Linked DNA regions of Mus musculus: region 1 is linked to region 2. The links are chromatin loops, found by intact Hi-C in ENCODE. Cell type or tissue: gastrocnemius. All regions are shown on one strand. Links, peaks and the distances in the headings refer to the core of each region. The heading gives the core; the rest is flanking DNA.

What was found. Hi-C counts contacts between places; a loop is a spot of excess contacts. Peaks named below come from ENCODE experiments on the same cell type or tissue, not always from the same donor. Only the 100,000 strongest peaks of a DNase experiment are listed, where the experiment ranks them.
Region 1: a loop joins it to region 2, with 9 times the contacts of the local background. A loop is called at or near these places in 2 of 42 quality-filtered maps.

Annotation. Positions count from the first base shown.
Region 1 is chr12:117,131,060-117,133,968 of GRCm38, forward strand. All of the region lies in intron 12 of Ptprn2 (protein tyrosine phosphatase, receptor type, N polypeptide 2), which reads left to right. Among named protein-coding and RNA genes, the nearest start is that of Gm10421, 19 kb to the right of the region's middle. In gastrocnemius, for the core only: a CTCF peak has its summit at 1,210 (motif pointing right); a DNase peak (open chromatin) is centred at 1,229.
Region 2 is chr12:117,351,995-117,354,903 of GRCm38, forward strand. No RefSeq gene overlaps it. Among named protein-coding and RNA genes, the nearest start is that of Gm5441, 16 kb to the left of the region's middle. In gastrocnemius, for the core only: a CTCF peak has its summit at 1,192 (motif pointing left); a DNase peak (open chromatin) is centred at 1,171.

The sequences.
Region 1 (2,909 bases), core at 269-2,768, 220 kb before region 2:
GGAACAAGCTTTAAAGCGAGACGTTCTGGCAGAGTATCTGTACTGTCTGGTGCTTTGCAATGGATCTCTGACTGGGAAAACCTTACTGTGAAGACCTTCCATGGGGCTGGTAACAGTGTGAGTATCGGAAGGCTCAGCCACAGCTGGTTTGAGATTTGAGAGATGCCTTTCATTGGCCATGGCGTGGACAACTCTGGAAGAAGAGCTCACTGAATTGAGAATAGGGACCATGAAGCTGGAAAAATGCAAGTCACTTTCAGGCAGGTTGGGACAGGGAGGCCACACCTCACAATATTCCCTCTCATGTAGGGCCTGAAATGCTGCAGTGCTCCATGGGGCAACCTCAGGTTGGGGTAGAAGCAGGCCTACACAGAAACATCTGTGAGGCATATCATGAAAAGAGGGTCATGGTGCCCATCACTGGTTGGCAGGCAAACTGAGCCTCCTAAAGACTTGCTTTCTGTGCAAACAAGAAGCCTCCAGCATTCATGAGGTGCAGAGGATAGTCAGGCAGCTTGCCTGTTACTATGGGAGAGCATTTCTGAGTCTGTCAGGAGTTGGGGAGCAACTGTGATATGTTGTAGCCCCAGGTCAGAGGTATAGTCTAGCAACCACAGTGGAAGCTCAAGTTGGATTCCTTCCCTCACCCTGAAATCTCCATCTGGAGCAGGTCCTACAGACAAGAAAGAAAGAAAACAGACTCTCATTCTGGCTTTGAGAGAAGCCATTGACACATATCCCTTCTTCAACTTCCTGAGGAAGTCATGTGGTCACCTAAGCCCAGGGATAACTATAAACCCTTGAAGAGAACAGTGGATATCTGGTATGGCCCGTTAATGTCTGACCACAGGCCCAGAAGTTAAGAACTCTGAGAGAGACAGGCTCACCATGTATGAAAACTCAGCAGTGTTCTCAGTTGACATCAGCACCTGTCTAATGTCCAACTCATGGGAGTCATTTGCGTTACTTGCTATCCACCCTACCAATGCGAGCCTCATAAACAGGAAGTGTCTTGCTATATTTATGGCCACACAGTAGCTCTTAACAGTGCCTTAATAAGAACCCAATAAATGATGATCAGATGTTAAACTAATGAAGTAGTTAAGTTGAGGGATCTCAGGGCCCTCTCTAGGGAAGATTGTGTGCTTAGGGGTGCTGAGGGGGAGGGAGGGTGGCCACAGACAAACTGCATCCATTCTGTTAGGAGGTAGGGGGCAGCAGAGGGCACCAAGAAGAACCAGAGCTGAACCGTGCTAGCTGGGTTTCAGTCTCTGTGACCTTCTCCTAGCCCCCATAACACAGTCTGAGGAGAGGGCCTACCACAGCTCCCTGATGGCAGTCGCTTCTGGGTAGCCACCCTGAAGAGGCTAGTTCCCTGCAAACTGAGACCCTCCTGAGAAATACTCAGCAGTTTAAAGAACAACTGAGGACAAATTACCTTTTCTAGAAAGCATTGCTGACCTTAACTAATTTTATTGGATAAAACTGAGTCAAGGTTGTGCAGAACCATTTATCACAATAGTTTCTGAACTTTGAAAGACTTCTCTCTCTCTCTCTCTCTCTCTCTCTCTCTCTCTCTCTCTCTCCTTACTCTTCTCCTGCAAACACTTCAAGGGGAGGAGAGGGGAGGGGGAATAGGGTAACTTCTTAGAAGTCAAACAATAAGGTTTTAAATACTAGATAACTAAATAACTCATTTTCATTCAGGAACTCCAACACTGTTCGGTTTAAGAATTTAACTCTCACTGGATTTGCAGCTGACTTCAAATATTTGCCTCCCCAAATTACTCAGCAGGTAGACATATCCTAGAGACCAGCTTCCTTCCTGTGTGAGCCCTCTGTGGAGGCTATAACAAAGTCCCCTAAACCTAAAGTCACAGAACATTTATGTCTCATTCTCTGGGAGTGTAGAGTCTAAAATAGAACATGAGTGGGGCTCAGACCTGCCAAGGACCATTCTCATCTCTTCCAACTTCCAACGGAGATTTGCACCCATCTTCGGTGTCCCTTGACTTGAGAGAAATGACTCCACTCTCCACCTCATTGTCCCATGGGCCATCACAGAGACCTGTGTGTCTTCTCCTGCTACCATCTTATAGAGGTCCCAGGGCACCTTAGGCCAGGCTGCCTTTTGTAGAACAGCTTCCCCTAACCAAATAAATCTGCAGCAGCCACTGCCAAAGGCTAAAAGCTGATGTCCAGGTGTTGGGTTTCTGCTTGCCTTTTAGGGGATCACCATTCATCACACAACCCTACTTAGAAGTGCTGTCCCACTGTGGAAGGAAATGGTAGGACGAGAACATCTAGATATTCTCACATAGGCCCAGGGGGGCCTAACTCAGCAATTCCCAGAGGCATCACTACTCAGGTCTGCCCCACCTGCTTGTTCAGCATCATCTCAGGGTGGTCACCCAAAAGGGCTGTGTGACCAATAAGAAGCTACACATACAACTAAGCCTCTGGCTCTCCCAGTCACAATGAGTGTTCCTTCCTCTACATCAAAAGAAACCAGATACATTACTTAATATCAACCTGTCTTGTGCCCAACTCATGGGAGTCATTTGTGTTGCTGGCTATCCACCCAAACAGTGACAGCCTCGTAATCAGGAAGTGTCTTATTATATTTATGGTCACATAGTAGCTGTTACAGTGCCTTGCACATAATAAGAACCCAATAAATGTTAGATGATCAGATGTTAAACTAATTAATTAGTTAATGTGTACTCTTCCATGAAACAAATCTTTTGGTCCAGCTGGAGTATACATTCAAGAGAATGTACACTTTAGGGAATTTCCAGAAGACAAAATATGTGGGAAGATACCATGGATGCACAGAGCATTCTTCTCCTCAGAGTGTCTCTGCTTGTCCTATGACAGGCCTTCAAAGACCACAGATCTCTCTTCTTTCA
Region 2 (2,909 bases), core at 234-2,733:
GTGGGTCAGCGACCTTCCCATGGAGAGCTTTCAGGGGTGCACAAAAGGGGAAGGCAGCCTTTAGTTTTCTCCTGTCGGGAAGCTGAGAAAATGACCTTTGACTCTTGCCTCTGCAGGGGGTATGGTTCAAGAGAGGTCATGAAGAAAGGCCCTGCGCCTCACACCCTCCCCTGGGGCTGGGAATCAAGAGAGGGGGGGCCAACCAGAGGGACCTCAAGCCTCTGAAAGACAGAACTTTGTTTCCTCACCCCAGGAAAAGTGACCCCTACACACAACCCATATCCCTGGAGCCCAGCTGGGTCCAACTGAACAAGGACGCCTCTAACTCTACAACCTAGAAATCAGAAACAAGGGGGGAAATTTTTAAATCCAAAAACTCAAGGACAAGGCATAGAATCAGGGAGCTTGTGAACAGGAGCAATCAGGACTCAGCCACAAATTGTGATGGTTTTGATTAAAGGACAAATTGAATAGCCATCTTCAGTCTGCTTCTCTCCTGGCAGCTTGGGACATAATGGAGTGGATTGAAGGGTGACAGGTGACAGGGAATTGGAGTAGACGGCCCCTGACTGTAAGTGTTTATTTTCAAAAGACCTGCCCTCAGCCTCCACCCCCAAGCCCACAGAACCAAGCAAACTGGGACTAATCTAAGGAGCCAGAAAGAGACGAAGAAGGGGCCAGCCTCTGCTCTGACAGCTACCAACTGAAAGACATCAGGGACATTCAGGCATTTTCTACAAAATGGAAGTTGTGATTTGTCTCTTGCATGGGACTTTAGAAAGATCACAGGGTATCCCATGGGCATGGTCCACAGAAAGGCTCACATAGTGATAGTATGAAAAAGATATGGAGCACTCATTCAGCTTTGCGTGGGAAGCAAAGAGCATCTATCAACCCTAGGACACAGAGTAGGCAATACCCATACTATCTCAAGTAGAGAACACTGTGCTGTTAAACCTAGACTCCTCTAGAGTCATTTGTTTCTCAGAAGCCACTGGACCCAAGTACAGGCTGGTTGTGAGTCTTCCCTTCCAGAGCCCTCTTCCTGGTACCCAGCCTTCCCTAGGACTTCCTAGCACCCACAATATCACTCACACAGGCCTCAGAGATGATTCAAAGGTTAAGAGCACTGTCCACTCTTCAATTCCCACAGACACATGGTAGCTCCCAGCCATCTAGACTGGGGTCTGATGCCCTCTTCTGGTTTGCAGGTGTAGTTGCAGATAGAGCACTCATACATAAGTAAATAAGTCAAGGAGGAGGAGGAGGAGAGGAAGAAGAGGAAGAGGAAGAGGAAGAGGAAGAGGAAGAGGAAGAGGAAGAGGAAGAGGAAGAAGAAGAAGAAGAAGAAGAAGAAGAAGAAGAAGAAGAAGCAGAAGCAGCAAGAGAGGAAGTGAGAGAGGAAGAGAAAAGGAAAAGGATATGGAATACCACTCACACCATGTCTGCTCTCTGCTCCACCATCCAAGAGTCTGCTGCAGTCTAGACCAAAGCAGCTATCAGCACTGCTTTTGGGCCGGTATACCAGGTCTGTAGCAGGAGACAGGTGCTAAAATAGTGACCATGCACCAAGAACTGTATATACCACAGAACTCTCAGGAAGTCCCAGAAGTTAGTACTGTGCTTATGCACTGGGGCATGGAGACAGAAAGCTGCTTCTCTCTGATGGGGCTAGAATTCAAACTTCTATCCACTGAGACACAAGTTTGAATCTGCCCACCTACCTTACTCAATGTTATACTCACAATCATTCATTCCCTAAGTTAGTCAACACTGTAGGCTGAGACATCTTGGCCCTCAAGGAAGACTTCAATTCTGGACCACATAACTACTTCCTGAAGGCAGTAGCAGTTGGTGGTGGGGGGGGAGGGGTAGCCCTGGAAGGGAGTGAATTCAAGTGTGGCCTCAACTTATCAGACACCCAGTCAGAAACCAAATCTGGCTCTTCAGTTGAGAGTGGTTAACTACATGTTCCCTGGAGAACAGTAGGATGGGACTCCACTGTCTATGCCATCCAAGGCTGTTTCCATAACCATTTGCCCAGAGTACCAGAAGGAGAGTTGACAGACGAGCTCTGACCAAAGGACATAAGAGCTGCTTCTGGGTCCCCTCTGAGTTTCAAGCATGGAGCTGGCTGGTGCAAAGGATAAACCATGAAGGATAACACAAGAAACCAGACACAAATGAGCACAGTGTCCTTGTTAGCAGGGGCACATGCCATGCACAAGAGGGCTGTATACCAGGAAGGGTGTGGTGCAGCCCAGGTAAACCCAGCTCTGTTACCTCCTTTTCCTCTTAGATTTAGAACACAGGGGGAAGGTACCCAAACTCTGGTGATAATTTTCTGCAGTCTGTCAATCAACTGAGGCTTCACATCGTGAGCCTCAAGGCTTCTCAGAGACCCCTCCCAACCAGGATAGAGGTGAAGCTGGCACAGGGGTTATTACCAGAGCAGCAGGAGGGGACCAAGCCAGAATCAAGGGATCAGAACCACGGCACAAACATGCTAGGCTTGGGAATCTCCACACTTAGATGGAGTGAGAAACAAAGGTGCAGGGGGTGGAGACAAGGTGAGGTGGAGGGGAGGACACGCTCCCAAAGATAGAATTGAATAAGTCCACAGGACAATGGTGAGCTGGCAGACATTTAAAAAGTAAAATGAATACATTTTTACAGAGGCAGACAGGACAGCTTTGTTCCATGGAAATGTGGGAGAGTGGGGAGGGAGCAATCTCTACCTGCATCAAGGTGCACCATACACAGGTATGGGGATTCACAAAGCTCCACACATAGAAGGCTGTAGTGTGTGTGTGTGTGTGTGTGTGTGTGTGTGTGTGTGTGTGTGTGTGTGTTTGAGGGGACGGTGTCTGTACTTTGTTCTGTTTTTATACAGGGTCTTACATAGCCCA